Linked DNA regions of Homo sapiens: region 2 is linked to region 1. A link is a loop called in an ENCODE intact Hi-C map of the cell type or tissue named here. Cell type or tissue: Caco-2. All regions are shown on one strand. Each heading gives the region's core, and the rest is flanking DNA. Links, peaks and the distances in the headings are about the cores only.

Evidence for each region. Hi-C counts contacts between places; a loop is a spot of excess contacts. Peaks named below come from ENCODE experiments on the same cell type or tissue, not always from the same donor. Only the 100,000 strongest peaks of a DNase experiment are listed, where the experiment ranks them.
Region 2: it touches region 1 in a loop (7-fold over the local background); 2 of 110 quality-filtered maps call a loop at or near these places.

Annotation. Positions count from the first base shown.
Region 1 is chr12:30,847,277-30,855,610 of GRCh38, forward strand. No RefSeq gene overlaps it. Among named protein-coding and RNA genes, the nearest start is that of LINC00941, 56 kb to the left of the region's middle. RefSeq lists enhancers at 1,063-1,607, 4,056-4,405. In Caco-2, for the core only: a CTCF peak has its summit at 3,977 (motif pointing right); DNase peaks (open chromatin) are centred at 4,045 and 4,415; H3K4me3 peaks cover 521 bases.
Region 2 is chr12:31,008,305-31,016,638 of GRCh38, forward strand. It overlaps a transcript of TSPAN11 not described here. Among named protein-coding and RNA genes, the nearest start is that of TSPAN11-AS1, 6.5 kb to the left of the region's middle. RefSeq lists a silencer at 4,262-4,463. In Caco-2, for the core only: a CTCF peak has its summit at 4,142 (motif pointing left); no DNase peak of the experiment used is centred there.

The DNA of each region.
Region 1 (8,334 bases), core at 304-8,303:
TAACTCTACTAGTCAGAAAAGCCTCCAAGTTAACCCTAGGAAATAATTTAACTGTTTACACTTCACATAATGTGTGAGGATTACTGTCCTCTAGGGGGAGCTCTTAGCTAACAAACAGCTGGTAAAGCAAGAAGTACATAAGGCAGGATAAGCAGTCGTCACTCTTAACGTCTCTCCCCAGGCACAAGTGCTGAATTAGCTGAGCTAATAGCTCTTACAAGAGCACTTAAATTAAGCAAGGGGAAGGTAGCTGCCATTTATACTAACTCCAAGTATGCTTTCTTAACTCTCCATACTCATGCTGCGATTCAAAAGGAAAGGCATTTTCTTACCACTAATGAATCTCCTATAAAATATTGCCAGGAAATTGGCAGGTTATTATCCTCAGTTTTTCTTCCACAAAAAATAGCAGTCATGCGTTATAGGGGACATCAAAAGGAAACAGATAAGGTAGCCAAAGGAAATAGAATGGCTAATCAGGCAAAGCTAAGTCAGAGGCAAGGAAGCTTTAAGGCATTAATGCACTTCAAGCCCTTCTAATCTAGGAAGGCTCCAAAAAAGAAATTAAACATCAGTATTCCCCTACAGAAATAAAATAGGATCACCTTTATTTAACCCAGGAAATTTGGTATTAGTACAAACTCTCATCTCTGTCTCCTTCCCTAAGCCAAGCTGGGAAGGGCCCTACACTGTTCTTCTTTCAACCCCCTCGGCAGTAAAAGTTACAGGAATCGACTTCTAAATACATCACACTCAAGTCAAAGCCTGAAGAGCTGAGGGAGCAGCCCCTAACAGCCCAGAGAAATATCCTGAATATCAATGCGGAGAAAGAGATCTTTTTCTTTTTCTTGTTGTTGTTGTTGTTGTTCTTGTTGTTGTTGTTGTTTTTGAGACGGAGGCTCCCTGTCGCCCAGGCTGGAGTGCAGTGGCGCGATCTCCGCTCACTGCAGGCTCCGCCCCACGGTTCACGCCATTCTCCTGCCTCAGCCTCCGGAGTACCTGGGACCACAGGCGCCCATCACCACGCCCGGCTAATTTTTTTTTTTGTATTTTTAGTACAGACGGGGTTTCACCGTGTTAGCCAGGATGGTCTCGATCTCCTGACCTCGTGATCCGCCCGCCTTGGCCTCCCAAAGTGCTGGGATTACAGGCGCGAGCCACCGCGCCGGGCCAGAAAGAGAAGATTTTAAGCTGAAAATCATAAAAGATAAGTAACTGAGTGAGGGCTACTCATCTTACTCAGTCCCACTCCTGCCTCACCAGATACTTTTTGCTATTTCTACCCTTTACTCTCAAAGTTCACCACCAAATATTAAAACTTCTTTTTAAAGCATATTTGCAGGCAGATTTTAATTATTCATAGAATCGCATTTGTAACTTTGTAGCTCCCCAAAGAGAAATGTTATATCTTGGTAAGTAAAGTTTTAAATGGAAATTATTCACTATGCCACTCTTGTAAGAACTGTTATACTCACGCTACTATTTACAATAGAACTACACACTGTAGCACCCAAGATGTGGAATTCTGGTTGTAAAATTCTAATTGCTGTAATATTTTGCCTAATTATCAACCTTATAACAGGATTGATAGTTGCAGGAAAGATTTAGTCAAAATTGTGTCGCTTATAGCAGGAGTAATAGTTGTGGATAAGAAGCAAGGATGAAAGTTTTACTATCATTACGTTTAATAGGACTTTTTCTGAAGGTTGGTAATATAATGTGCTCTAAGCTATAAAGAGAAGATTATAAAGGAAGATTTTATGTAAGAAAAGATTTTCATTGGTAAATACTTGTCCTAAAAGGAAATGACTGGTTGTTTAAAGGATGAATGCTTAGGGCAAGTCAGAAAGTTTAAGTATGTTGTAAGAGGGTCTGTGAAAGTCATGAAATTATTAAAGGAAAGGAATTGTCAAGATTAACATTAAAGTTATTTTAGCCACCCACTAATGTATTTCTCCCAAGCATATTGCAAGTTAGGAAAATGGCCTAAGCTTAAAGTTATTCTCTAATGGCAAGTCAAAGGGGAAATGTATGGTTTTCTCAAGGAAAATGTTTCTTTTATATTAATGTTTCTGGTAATGTACAGCGAGATACTGGTATTGCAATCCATGGTGTAACTAATAGGTATGAAACTCAGGGTCTATAGGACCCCCACTCACGGTGGTAATCTTAATACTCACATTCTAACCCTATATTTTAAATTTTCTTATAAAATTTATCTCTTTTCACCTGGAAGCAATCAAACTCCAAACGGTGCTGCGAGCAAAGCCACACGTGTTTGAAATGCTTGTAAAGAAATAGCACTTGAGCATCAGTTTATTTAGTAAGGCCATTTTTACTTCTTGCAGAAAGGGTACACTCGCCAGCAGTTTTGCCAGGAGAGTACACTGAACAAAGGAGACAGGGTCATTTATAACCTGACGCGTCCACCCTACTGCTGTGTCCAGTTTCCAATAGCTGGAATGGGACCTCACATTCTGTATTTGTCCCGATTGGCTAGCAACTTAGAACTTTTTAAAAGAGGCAAAGGTAGAGGAGAACAAAAGAAGGAGGAAGTAACTTGTGGAATGCTGGGAAAGGTAAAAACACTTTTAAATAAGGAAGAGGAACAGACTATGATCTAATGCTTGCTTGGACCAGTATAAGCATGCCAGGGCAAATATTTAGGCTAAATTGTGGGAGCTAAGAACATAAATTACATTGATTTCTTTATTATGGCTAGCAGATATTTAAGAATGTTAGCACAGGTCTTTGAATAAATTTTGCTTTTAAGAGAAGTTACTATTTATTTCTTATTAGACGGGGCGGAAAGTCTTTGAAGAGGAACCTCTACTTTACTTTTTACACATGGTCACGCCATTCTTCCAAGAACCCTTAGATAAACCTCAGGAGAAGGCACAACTGCTGTTCCCCACACAATACCCCTTTTCAGCAGGAAGTAGCCAGAAAGAATCGCCATCCAACACCCCCTGACAGCAGTTAGGTTTGCTTCTCTTGAGCGGGGGAATGATACAGGAGTTACTAAGAAATAATTTTTAGGCAGATAGAAAGGGTAAAAGGAATTCTCGGTAAGGCTTTTTCTTTTAATAAAAGCAACCCCAGACCTTTTCTTTTCTTTTTGAGACAGTCTCACTCTGTCGCCCAGGCTGGAGTGCAATGGTGCAATCTGGGCTCACTGTAACCTCTGCCTCCCTGGTTCAAGTGATTCTCCTGTCTCAGCCTCCCATGTAGCTAGGATTATAGGTGCCCGCCACCAAGCCTGGCTAATTTTTTTTTTTGTATTTTTAGTAGAGATGGGGTTTCACCATGTTAGCCAGGCTGATCTCAAACTCCTGACCTCAAGTGATCCGCCTACCTCAGCCTCCCAAAGTGCTAGGATTACAGGCATCAGCCACCGCACCTGGCCAAATCATTTCTTTTCTAACAGAAAGGCAAATTAAAGGGCCAGGCTGGCAAGCTTTGATATGCAAACGCAGGCCATTAGAAGCTGAGTCCACCCAATATGGTGATTCGTGCCTTCTTCTTGTCACCAGGTATGCCAAGTGTCATGGCCACCTCCAGGTAACTGCATGTGTTCAGGACATCAGAGCGGCCCACATTTGCACATTAAAAGGATAAGGTGGGAGGGCCGGGTTTTTCACGGGCTTCGTGAATGACACACCTGGTCAAACCAATCCCCTGGGCCCTCTGTGGGCGGCAAGCCACCCAGGTGACGAGGCAAGAGACTAAAAGCACAAGCTATTCCAGTATAATAAAGAAAATACTTAAAATAAGAATAGTTATATTAGGCATAGAATATAGATATGATTATATATGAATATTACTAATCATTAGTTTATAGCATTACTCTTTATTCTAATATTATAATAATCTTTGTTCTACAATTATAACCTAGGAAAAACCAGGACATACAGAGATAGGAGCTGAAGGGACATGGTGAGAAGTGACCAGAAGACTAGTGTGAGCCCTCTGTCACACCCGGACAGGGCCACTAGAGGGCTCCTTGGTCTAGTGGTAACGCTAGTGCCTGGGAAGGCACCCGTTACTTAGCAGATCGGGAAAGGGAGTCTCCCTTTCCCCGGTGGAGTTAGAGAAGACTCTGCTCCACCACCTCTTGTGGAAGGCCTGACATCAGTCAGGCCCGCCCGCAGCCATCCGGAGACCTAAACGTCTCGCTGTGATGCTGTGCTTCAGAGGTCACGCTCCTGTTTCACTTTCATGTTCTGCTCTGTACACCTGGCTCCGCCTTCTAGATAGCAATAGCAGAATTAGTGAAAGTATTAAAGTCTTTGATCTTTCTGAGAAGAGCATAGAAGAAATAATGACGTAAGCTGTCCTCTCTCCAGCTCGGCTACCTAAAAGGGAAAGGCCCCCTGTCCGGTGGACACGTGACTCACATGACCTTATTAATCACTGGAGATGACTCACACTCCTTACCCTGCCCCTTTGCCTTGTACACAATAAATAACAGCGCGACCAGGCATTCGGGGCCACTGCCAGTCTCCACATCTAGGTGGTAGTGGTCCCCCGGGCCCAGCTGTCTTTTCTTCTATCTCTTTGTCTTGTGTCTTTATTTCTACGACCTCTCATCTCCGCACACCAGGAGAAAAACCCACAGACCCAGTAGGGCTGGACCCTACAGCTCTATGCAAATCAGATACTGCCTCCTCCAGCCTCCCATATAACCGACCACTTTTCTGCCCTCCCTCTGTCTCTGTACAGGGGAGCTGTTCTCTTCTTTCTTTCTTCTTTCTTCTTTCTTGCCTATTAAATTATCCGCTCCTTAAACCACTCCGCATGTGTCCATGTCATTTTATCTAAATCAGCATGAGACCAAGGACCTGATGTTCCTCCAGTCATTGGAGCCATATCAGGGCCATTTACTTTGATAGAGAGACAAAGCTGGTTTAGTGATGGATAGGGGGCTTAGTCATTAAGGAACTCATTTTTGGACATGGTGAATTTGGGTATTAATAGCTTATAAAATGTAATGCTATCAGATCCATAACACTTTCCAGGAACTGTGGCTTTTTCACTGGGGTTTTAAGCTCCTCTGGGAAAACGAGGGGCAATGTTGGGCAGGAAGAACTCCCACCCTCCAGGAAGCCTGAGTGGACCATCCCTTCCCCAAAAGCAGGCTTCCTATCAAAGCTGCGTTGTCCTTTTCATCCTTTCTCCCTGCATGCCTCCATCCAAAAATAGAAGTGTGTTACCCTGCGGGTTCACTGAGCCTCCACATAACCACACATGTCAAAATCATGGAACACTGAGGAGGCCTTCTCAAAATATTTTGGAATTATCTACATTCAGTTTTAGTTTTTAAAACTTTAAAAAAATGCAATTGTACTTTAACTCACCTTACATCCTGATAGCATTATAAATTTGAGGATAATTTTAGAAAATGGAGATTATTTGTAATTCCCATGATATACTTTCTGGGAAATATAAGTAGTAAATTTGCATTTAATGATTAATTCCACTACTCCCTTAAAAACATAATATCTATGAGCAGTTCAGCAGTGAGGGACATTTAAAATAGAAAAAAAATCCTCCGTTAATATTTTTATGTTCCACAGTAGTAAAAAGGTGAAAGTTATTTGTTGGTCTCAATAAACGATGCTTGATCTTTTAAAAATCATTACTAAGTGTTTGATCTTAATATATTCCAAAAAGCTTCTCCTATAACTGTGCCTGGTTTCTGAAACAGATTCCAAGGAGACTATCACCACCAAAAGACTGCTCAACAACCACCCAATCTACGTTGTCACCCTTCTTTGATTGGATATTTCAATCAGTAAAAAGTATAGAGCACATTATTCATATATGTGTGTGTATATATGTATGTACATGTATACATACATATACATATACGTACACATACACATACATGTGTATGTATATGTATGCATACATATACATACATATACATATACAGACATATATACACATACATATATTCACACACACAGACATATACATATTTTTTTTGGATGGGGCAGGGGGCCTTTACTTGGGTGATAAGGTGGTCTGTGAAGGGCTTTAAGGGAAGGTCTCATCTGATCACATTGGCTTTCTGGTTGTGTCTTGAAGAATGGGTCAGAGAATCAGGAGGCTGTGGCTGCTGCAGGGGAGGGGTGAGGGGGGCCCAGGGCTAACAGTTGTGGGGTCCAGTAAAGGGTGCAAGTAGAGGCCGGCAGGTCATACATCCCACTGCCAAGACCAGCCGCCTCTCGACCTGACATCACCCCTGGAACCAAAAAGGGGAAAACATGTCCTTCCTGCCTCTGTCTGTGGTAAGTGGGCCCCTCCAGGAGGCAGGGCTGCAGGCAGCATCCCCGTGACCCGGGTAGAAGGGCAGAACTGCGCCTGGGGCTCGCTGCTGTCTGCAAGGTCCAGGAGGGAGGAGGGTGCAGACACAGGCCCTATTTCTGACCCCGCAGGGCCAGGAGCGCTGGAGCCCTAGGAGGGTCTGATCTACCTGTCGCCCACCCATGAGGTGCATGAGTGCAAAGGTGTGGGAAACCGCCAGACTCCTGAGGCCCTGTGGGGTCGCAAGGCACCAGGACCCCTGGATATGGCTTAACTGGGTTGCAGGGAGAGGGCGGGCTTGGGAAGGGCAGCCTTTAGCCAAGGGATTCTCAGGGAACCGACATGCTTGTCTGAGCTCCGGGCCGGGTCCACCTCCGCTGGCTGGACAGCTGCCTCCACACCCAGACAGACCCCGTGGGGCACAGCGTCCCGCAGGGCTCCACAGTACCCCGCTTTCCAGCGCCCCTGGAACCCCTGCCCAGCCCACGAGGTACAGATTCTGTCATTCTCACTGAGTCCTCTGGACCCTGCTAGACTAGCCCAAGGTCACACAGCCAGACAGCGGAGGAGGTATTTCTTTCTATATAATACATGTATGTACTTACTAATATATTCACTATGAAACAAATGCTTTTTAAAATATGCTATAAAAACTAAAAAGTTCTTAACATATTCACCTTTAGTTATTAATTACATAAAAATGTCTGCTCTCATTAAAATATTATCCATAATCATATTTGTAGTGAGAGCAATGTGGTAGAATTTGCACCTTTTTAAAAAACCTTGGAATTATTCTTTGAGATACATCAATTCAAATATCTCAAATACCAGACTTTTCATACATCAATTCAAAAGTTCAATTTCTTTTTTTTTTTCGAAAGTTTCATTTATATTCAGGCTTGCTTTTAATGGTTGTCAGAGCTGAAAAAGATAACTGGCAAAGGCACAATGTGCACACTGAACAAAGTGTATTGTTAGTAAGAGGAAGAAATCCATATCTTAAGAGAATTGGGGGCCAGGCTCACTCCTGTAATCCCAGCACTTTGGGAGGCCGAGGCTGGTGGATCACCTGAGGTCAGGAGTTCGAGACCAGCCTGGCCAACATGGCAAAACCCCATCTCTACTAAAAATACAAAAAAAAAAAAAAAAAAAATTAGCCAGGCATGGTGGAAGGTGCCTGTAATCCCAGCTACTCAGTAGGCTGAGGCAGGGGAATCTCTTGAAACTGGGAGGCAGAGGTTGCAGTGAGCTGAGATCACACCACTGTACTCCAGCTGGGACTACAGAGTGAGACTCAGTCTCAAAAAAAATTAATTTAATTAAAAAATTAAAAATAAAAAGAGAATTTGGGGGTTTTAAGACAACTTCTTGTTGGATCCAATTAGGTCTTCATTGTTTTTAGCTAATAGTGACACTGATTCAGAGATTATTCCAGGCACAGGAGGGTTGATTCTGACATTCGCTTGCTGTTTTCTTGTCTTTGTATAATTACTGTTCTCTTCAACCTACCCATTTCTTTGCAGAAATCTTTATTTTAATTTCTGGGATACATGTGCAGGATGTGCAGGTTTGTTACTTAGGTAAATGTGTGCCATGGTGGTTCTTTGCAGGAATCTTTAAGTCACTCATCCATTTCATGAGGGTTAGTTTAGTTCAAACCAGATAATACATTTTAATGGAGCATGAGCAAACTGCAAAACATTGCAATATGAAAGCTAACAAAGTAGTCAGGAGGCCATTGTCCACACTTTTGCATAATGAACCCCCTCCTTCCCTCAGTAACATCTATGTGCCATGACTGCCTGATGTAGGGAACCAGTCACTATCCAGATAGATTTTTTTAAAGATAGCATAATTATCCATATAAAGTCTAATATCTTCATTTTGCACCTTGGTGGCCTGTGTGGGTACCCCCATATAAAGACCAATGTATTTGTTTTCCAGATGCAGAAAGATGAGGCACAGAGAATTGGCCACCTGCTCCAGGTCCCATAATTAAACATTACTGTCAGGATTAGAGTCCTG
Region 2 (8,334 bases), core at 50-8,049, 160 kb after region 1:
CACAGTTTCCCCAGAGAAACATGTCCACAGTCACAGAGCTCCTTGTGGTACAGCCATGCCTGCTCCCAGAACCCAGAGCCCTCTTCCCTGTCCTTCCTCATTGGTGCTGTGCTGCTGTGGATGGTGCCTGCAGCCCCAGGCTAAATGCGCTAGGCTAAAGAGACCAGGCTGAAGCAGGGCAGCCATGAGTCAGGAGCTGGTAGTGGAGAGAGGTGAGGAGGTCCTGCCACTGCCCCAGCTGCTCCAGCCCCAGCCTGCACATCAGGGGGCCACTCTGCTGGCCTCCCGGAGCCCATCCACCCAGGACCAGCAGCAGCATCTGGCTAGACAGGCTCTACTCCCTCCACCATCCTCCTGGGAGGCAGCCCGCTTTTCCGATTTGCAGGCACGCTTTCTTTTGGCAGGGAGCTGCTGCCATCTGTGCTCTGGACCATAAAACAAGTTTTCGTCAATAAATTAAGATAGTGACTGAGATGAGAAGTCATTCTGCAACACAGAAGGGGCCAATGCGAATCTAAAGCAAGACTGGGTTCCCACCCATTTCCCTGAGTTCCCTGTGCGCCATTCGACCCAGGCTTCTAAGAGAAGGAGAGACTCGGAAGGTCACCTGCCTCCCTCTGGCCCCATTACATCCTTGAGGTGGGTAAGCCAAGGGTCACAGTGACAGGTAAGCCAGGCTTTCAGCAATGCTCTGAGCCAAAATAATGACCCCAATCGCTGTGTTAGACGAGCTAAATCACTCAGACACTGCCTGCCCAATGACTAACACTATAAAACCTCCCTGCAAATCAAAATGCTCTTCCCCTGGAGCCTCCCCGCTCTTCAGCATGAACCTTGGTTCTCGCAAATGCGCCTTCCACACCTCTGCCTCCAGACCCTGCTCACAGCACATCTTCCTACCCAAAAAGCCTTCCTTGTCTTCTCTGCCCTGTTCTCAATCCAATCCAGGGCCTTCAAGGCCAGCTGAAGCCCCACCTCCTCCTCCAGGCCTGCCGACCCCCTATTGCTCTGCAGTGGCTGCAACTGTCTGTACCCCTCATCAGCCTTAGAGCATTCTCCCACCCTGTGAGCACTGACCTTTTGCCGGGTGCCTGTTCTGGCTACAAATGGCTGCATGAGGGCAGGAGCCTCTGTTCAGACTTCTCTGTGCAGTGTCCTAGCATCAAGCATGATGCTGGGCACAGAGGGAATCTCGTTCATAAACAGCCAGATATGGGCTGTGTGAGCCATGAAGGAGGGAAGCAGCAAGCAAGACACGTTTTCAGCCCGGCAACAGAAGTGCCACCCCACCTTGGTGCGATGATACATGACCTCCTTCAGCCCGGCTTGTACAAGCCAGAGCAGATGGCAGGAGAGGGGCCATCTGTCCGTCCACCGCCACACAGAGAAAGGTGAGCCTCTCTGCATATGCTTATGAGTTAACAAACAAGTAGGCCTTTAGACGAAGCAGTGTCATAAGGCCAAACATCACGGCACCCTGACCACATGCTGCTAACGGGCCGCGTCATCCTGGGCATCATTCACTCCTCTAAGCCTTGGTTTTTCCATCTATAAAACAAAAAGTTGAAACTAATAATATCCAAAGCCCTTTCCAGCCCTAAGAGCCTATGACTGCTCTTCTATTTAGTCCTCCTTCTAGCTGTATGAGATAGGTAAGACAACTGTTATTAGTTTATTTTACAGATGAGCAGGCTGAGGCCTCTGAGGCTAAGTGACTTGCCCGCAGAGCTAGGAGCTGGAACCAGGCACTTCTGCCTCCGTAAGAGTGGCCCCACTTCTCTCAGGGAAGAGTGCAGGAAAGAAATGATGTCTACCAAGTGCTATGTGAGCTGGGCCTGAGAAGTGCTGTTATTTGCCCCTCACACCCTTGTGAGATGACATCATGATCCCCTGGTGCAGGAACCCAAGGCTCAGAGGTGTGACTTGCTCAGGGACCCCGGGGTCAAATTCTGATGCCATGTCACCACCCTACCTTGGGAGCTGACCATTTAAATACACATAAACAGAGACGGAGAAGATGGCAAAGTTTCAGGCCACATTGACATTAAATCACAACTACTAATTATACTCCAACCTGGATATAAATCAGAATCATTACTTCTGAGTTCAGGCACTTCCCATATGTGGAGTGAACAGAGTCATGTGAGGCCCTTGGTCAAGTGTAGGCTGGGGTAGGCTCAGGGTGGGCAACTTTAAAGCAGATCTCAGGCTGGGCATGGTGACTCACACCTGTAAGCTCAACTTAGGGAGGCTGAGGCAGGAGGATCACTTGAGTTCAGGTGTTTGAAACCAGCCTGGGCAACATAGTGAGACCCCATCTCTAAAAAGAAAAAAATTTTTAATTTACTGGGTGTGGTGACACGTGCCTGCAGTCCCAGCTACATGAGAGGCTGAGGTGGAAGGATCCCTTAAGCCTGGGAGGTCAAGGCTGCAATGAGCCATGATTATGCCAATGCACTCCAGCCTGGGTGGCAGAGTGAGACCCTGTCTCAAAAAAATAAATAAAATCAAAGTAGATCCCAACAGGCCCTCCCTCCACTCCTCCAACCCTTCATGAGAAAGATAAGCACTCCCACCACCAAGACCTGGAGGTGGGAAATGATGTTGTATTATAAAGATCGAACAGAGGGGTTAGGAGAGCACCTATGTTAAATTGTGAGCTGGCAAGAGGAGCTAAGAACAAAGTTCAATGAACAGAACAGAAACAGATTGACAACAGCAAAAAGAAACACTTACTGTACATTTTCATATAAGATCTGAGGAATAAATTTGTTCTTGCTCTTGCTTATTCAACAGAAACAACCAGGCCAGGTGCATTGTGGCTCATGCCTGTAATGCCAGCACTTTGGGAGGACGAGGAGGGCAGATCACCTGAGGTCAGGAGTTTGAGACCAACCTGGCCAACATGGTGAAACCCCATCTCTACTGAAAATACAAAAATTAGCCAGGTGTGGTGATGCATGCCTGTCATCCCAGCTACTCAGGAGGCTGTCTTTTAGGCAATGCAGAATACTCATGACTTATGTAGTCCCCCTGAAAGATTTAACCTGGCCTCCAAAGTCAAGATCAGGGGTGCCGCTGGGGAGCTTCTCTGACCTCCTGAAGGAATTAGTATCCAACTCAAGAAATGCCAATCAGCCAATGAGGCCACATTTAACCACTTCCATCCCTCCCAGCCCCAGCCAAGGCACTCCCAAAATCAAAAATTACACTAGAGGCAACTCTCACTGCAGCCCGGCATCAGCTACTTACAACCCACTCGCCTCCTGCGGGGAACCAGACACCTCCCATCACAGCGCATGCCAGCCACCAGGCCTATGGCCTTGCCCTCAGGGACTCTGTCACACTGCCCACAGTATGGGCACAGGACCCCTGTGCCACCAAAAAAAAAAGGAAAACCCATTGGTGATTCCATGAAACTAACACAGGCCCCCATGCTGTCCTCCCTATACCAGCTTACAAAGGCCACAAACCTTTGGGGTGGCACAGGGACAATCTCAGGTGTATGGCGGCAAAGGCTTGAGAAGGAAGAAAGTGCTAGAGAAAAGTTTAACAGAGCTGGGTTGGGCTCCTTTTTCAGTTGCCCTGGTCAGCTTCTCCCATTACTTGATGTGGGCTGTGGGTAGGGCCAGTCAGCTGCTGGGGAGATTCAAGCCCAGGTCAGTCCGGGGTCCCCGTCTCCTTAGACCACCTCTGCAAAGGGTTGGCATGCCACAGTCAGATGAGGTCCATGCACAGCTCACTCCAGGCTCACCTAACACAGCCTCTTTATAAAAAGCCCGAAGCTGGCGGGACAGACAGAGCCAGGCCTGATGGCCCAAGGCTGACTGTCCCTGCACCATCAGCCCTCCAGCCCAGCCACGTGCCTTGCTCCTCATTGTCTCTCCTGGCTGTGCACCGCTATTTTGGCCTCTGGGGGACAAAGCAGAGCTGAAGACTTGTAGCAGGGAACCCCCAGGATGGGGAGGCTGGCGCCAGAGCAGCTCTCCTGGTGGTGGGACAGCTGCTGCCCTCCCTCCAGCCTCTCCCCTGCCCCTTGGAAACCAATAAATACATTTCACACAACAGTCAACACACATGGTGCATGATGCATGTGTATCATACATAATGCACTGCACCTCTTCACCATGCTGGCACCTACTCCTCTGCTCCCCCTGCCGGCTTCCTCAGCCCCTTCTTCTACCCCGATGGTTCTCTCCTTGCCTGCTCAGGCCAGCACTTCCCATGATCTGAGATGTCCGTCCTCCTTCCTCTTCAACTTTTTCTCCAGCAGTGAGTTCCTCCTCCTAACTCAGGCTTCCAGGAAGGATATCCTTGGCTTCTCAGACCTGAACCTGCCTCGAATACTCATGAGGACCCAGGAGCTACTCCTCACCTCCCACTTCTCTTCTATCCTGTCAGATAACCAAGGCACGGCCAACTGATCCTCCACCATCCGAGGAACCCGATCGTGTGAGACCACCACACCCGTTTTCAGAATATTCTCCTTTCCCCTTCTTTGTATTTATACTGATGGAAATTTGCTGGTCATTCTAACTTAGTTCTGTGCCTCAGTTTTCCCATCTGTAAGATGAGGCGGAGGATAAAGATACAAGATATTTTCTGTGCACATCTTAACATGAATTTCTTGTTAGTTACCACATCTGAGGGTGTCTGTGTGTGTTTACTGTACTATCCACGTGAGAGGATTGTACAGACACAAATCTAAGCAAGGGAGTAGCAAGCCCATTCAAGCATTAAGAGACTGATGGGTGGTTTATTCATTCTGTCTGCAAACATCTACTGATCCTCTCTTCTGTGCAGACCATGATCACAACAAAGATGAATAAGACACTACACTACAGCCAGGGAAATAGCCACAAAAACAATTAAACTTTAATCCAGCCATGAGTACAATGATAAGGAGGGACAAATCCCTTCTAGGGTTAGGGAAGTCAGGAAAAGCCTCTTAGCAGAATGTGTGCCTCTCTACCAGGCCCAGGGAGAAGGTGCAGAGACAGCAGTCCAGGTAGGGAGCAGTGGCTCACACCTATAATCCCAGAAGTTTGGGAGGCCATGGTGGAAGAATCAAGACCAGCCTGGTCAACACAGACTCCTATCTCTACCAAAAAAAAAAAAATTTTTTTTAATTAGCTGGGCATGGTGGCACAGGTCTGTAGTCTCAGCTACTCAGGAGGGATGAGGTGAGAGGATCATCTGAGCCCCAGGAGGTCGATCCAGGCTGCAGTGAGCCATGATCATGCCAGTGTACTCCAGCCTGGGCAACAGAGTAAGATCCTGTCTCAAAAAACAAAACAAAACAAAACAAAACAAAACAAAACGAGGGAGCATCCCAGGTAAAAGAAACAGCTTGAACAAAGGTATGTAGTGAAACGGCAGGTGGTCTTGAGTGGTGGGAACACAGTCATCCTTGAGGAAGTACCAGGAAAAAGAATGATAAAGAGAGGCCAGTTTGTGAAAAACACCCAAAACCAAGGCTAGGAGTCTGGTCTTGAACCAGGAATGAAATCCTTAGACCTGTGCTGTCCAGTATGGTAGCCGCCAGGTACATGCAGCCACTCAGCATTGGAAATGTGGCTAGTCTAAATTGAGATGTGCTGTCAGTGTAAATACACACCGAATTTCAGACTTAGGAAAAAAGAACATAGACTATCTCATTAAAATCTATATTGATTACATGCTAAAATGACCATATTTTGGATATATTGGATTAAATAAAATATATCACTAATTTCTTCTGTTACTTTTTACTTTTAAAATCACTTACGTGATTTCCATATTTTTCTTTTCTTTTTGCCACACTCAGTGTCCTGTGATTCCAAAGAAATGAGTCCCAGTTCTTTTCAGGCAGGAGCTATCCTAGAATGGATTCTGGCATAAGCATCAAAATCAATCGTAACATTATCATTTTACAGCCCCTTCATTCTGTATCTGGTAGCTCTTAAACTATTATCATGAAGATAATCATTATTGTGCCTCTCTCAGCAGATGGTATTTCCTTATGCTACAATGGTACTACAAATATTGGCTCATAATACCCATGTATGTTAGAACCATTCTAACACCTTCTCAATAACTCTTCCATTTAACTCTTAATCACAGTGAATTTATTAATATCTCCAATGTTACATAAGGAAATGAAGTTGGAAAGACCACATGGCATTTTTTTTCAACATTGAAACCCTAGTTGAGATCAAGCCGAAACTTGAACCTATGTTGTCTGACTATAGGGCTTTTGTTATTTATCAGTATGTTTTATTGTTTTCACACATTAAAATTGCACAACTGGGAGTTCAAAATTTTTGTTAGTACTACCAATTTTAAGATACCTCATCATGATACTTTGTCTTTATGTAAACCTTAAAGGACAGATGTTTTCTTGATACTGACAGAACAAGGGAGTCTGACAGTAACCAGCCCCTCCTGTGTGGTCAACATTTTTGTTACTTTAGTATACATCATGTCAATTGTTTGTCTTTATAACAAACTTTGGAGTCATGTAGTAATATTTTTAGAAATTAGAAAATCCAGGCACAAAGGTTAATTGGCAATTATCTTTTGCAAAGCCTGTGGCGCTCATCTGAAAAGATGACAATCACTTCTTGTTTAGTGGAAAGACAATAAATAGTTGATAAATAATAGTCTTCCATCAGGGAGTTTTGTAATGAGAAACCCTGACTCCTCAGTTCCCCAGTGGATGACTGCAATTCACTCTCGGTCTTTGCTATTGTGTTACCTGCTTATCCATTTTGTTACCTTTTAATGCATTACATAAACGCATATTCTTTAATAATGGTGCTTTCCTCACATCTGTGCCATCCATGTTCATCAAGATCTTCTTTCAGTTTCTTTGACAACTAAAACTGTACATATGTATTGTGTATGGCGTAATATTTCTACTGCACAGCGTTGCTTTACACAATGTGGTAAAAACTATGGAGTCTCCCAGGAAAATGCACACACACCGTACCCCTGTCTCATAAGGCAGTTTATAATTTCCAAGTGCATGGAGCCCGTCCTGCACACCGCTCTCCCACACCCCGCTCCAGCGCCTCTCCCTGAGTTACAGACCTCACTGTGGGCCCCTGGGGAACCAGCGCAGAGGTTTAAGCGGTGTGGGGTCAACTCCAAGGGTCAGGAGTTGGCAACCGGTTTGTTCCCCGTATAATTGGTGCCCCCGACACAGCATCTCCCCGAACCAATAACAGAAGCTTCTGACTTCTTCGCCCACCCTTCTGACTTCTTCTTGCTTCTCCCATAGAAGCAGGTGTGGGAACCGCTGAGCAGCACATCCTCCCCCAGCAGGAAATCCGGGACACGCAGGAGCCTCAGTGAATCCGACCATTGTCTCATCTCACCAGGCAGATGCCTCCGTGAATCTGACCATAGTCTCACCTCACCAGGCAGGTGCCTCCTCCATCCTACCTGCGATCAACTTTATTACTACAATTATTAATATAAAGCCAGCAGCCATGTCCCAATATCAACCCCCATTATTTGTTTGACAGGCACTCGTTACTCCGGGAGGGTTGGCAGCTGCGGAAGAGCTGGGCGAGGCTTCCCAGAACCGGGGCCCCTGCCTTCCAGAACTGCCCCTGCCTTCCAGCCCTACACCCTGACCTGCTTTCCTGCTTCTCTCAGCACAACCAACACTGTCTTCACCTCTGCAGGCAGCTCCTCTGTGGCCCACTTAGTTCCTACCTGCCTTTAAAAATTAAATTAAAAAGCCAGGCATGGTGAGGCAGGAGGATAACCAGAGGCCAGGAGTTCGTGACCAGCCTGGGCAACATAACGAGACCACGTCTCTAAAAAAGTTTTATTTAAAAAAATTAAATAGAGAAGTCAGACGCAAAAGGACAGATATTGTATGAGTCCACTTATGTGAGGTGCCTGGAACAGTCAGATTCATAGCAGCAGAAGCAGTGGCCGCCAGGGATGGGGACGCAAGGCGGGAGTTGGGCAGCTTGTGTTTCATGGGTGGAGTTTGAGGTTGGGATGATGGAAAAGTCCTGGAAATGGCTGGTGGCGACAGCTGCACAGCAGTGTGATGTGCTAACACCACTGAACTGTGTGCTTCAAAATGGTTTCCACGGTAAATTTTAGCTTAGGTTTATTTTACCACAATAAAGAGCTAGGAAAAGCTGGTAGAAAGAAAAGAAAAGGAAAGGAAAGGAGAGGAGAGGAAAGGAGAGGAGAGGAGAGAAGAGAAGAAAGGAATGAAGGAAGGAAGGGAGCCAGGGAGGAAGAGAGGGAAGGAGGGTGGAAAGAGGCTAAAAACCGTTAAGTGTTATAAAGGGAGCATGGGCCCAGAAGCCCAGCAATAGTCCCTCCTGG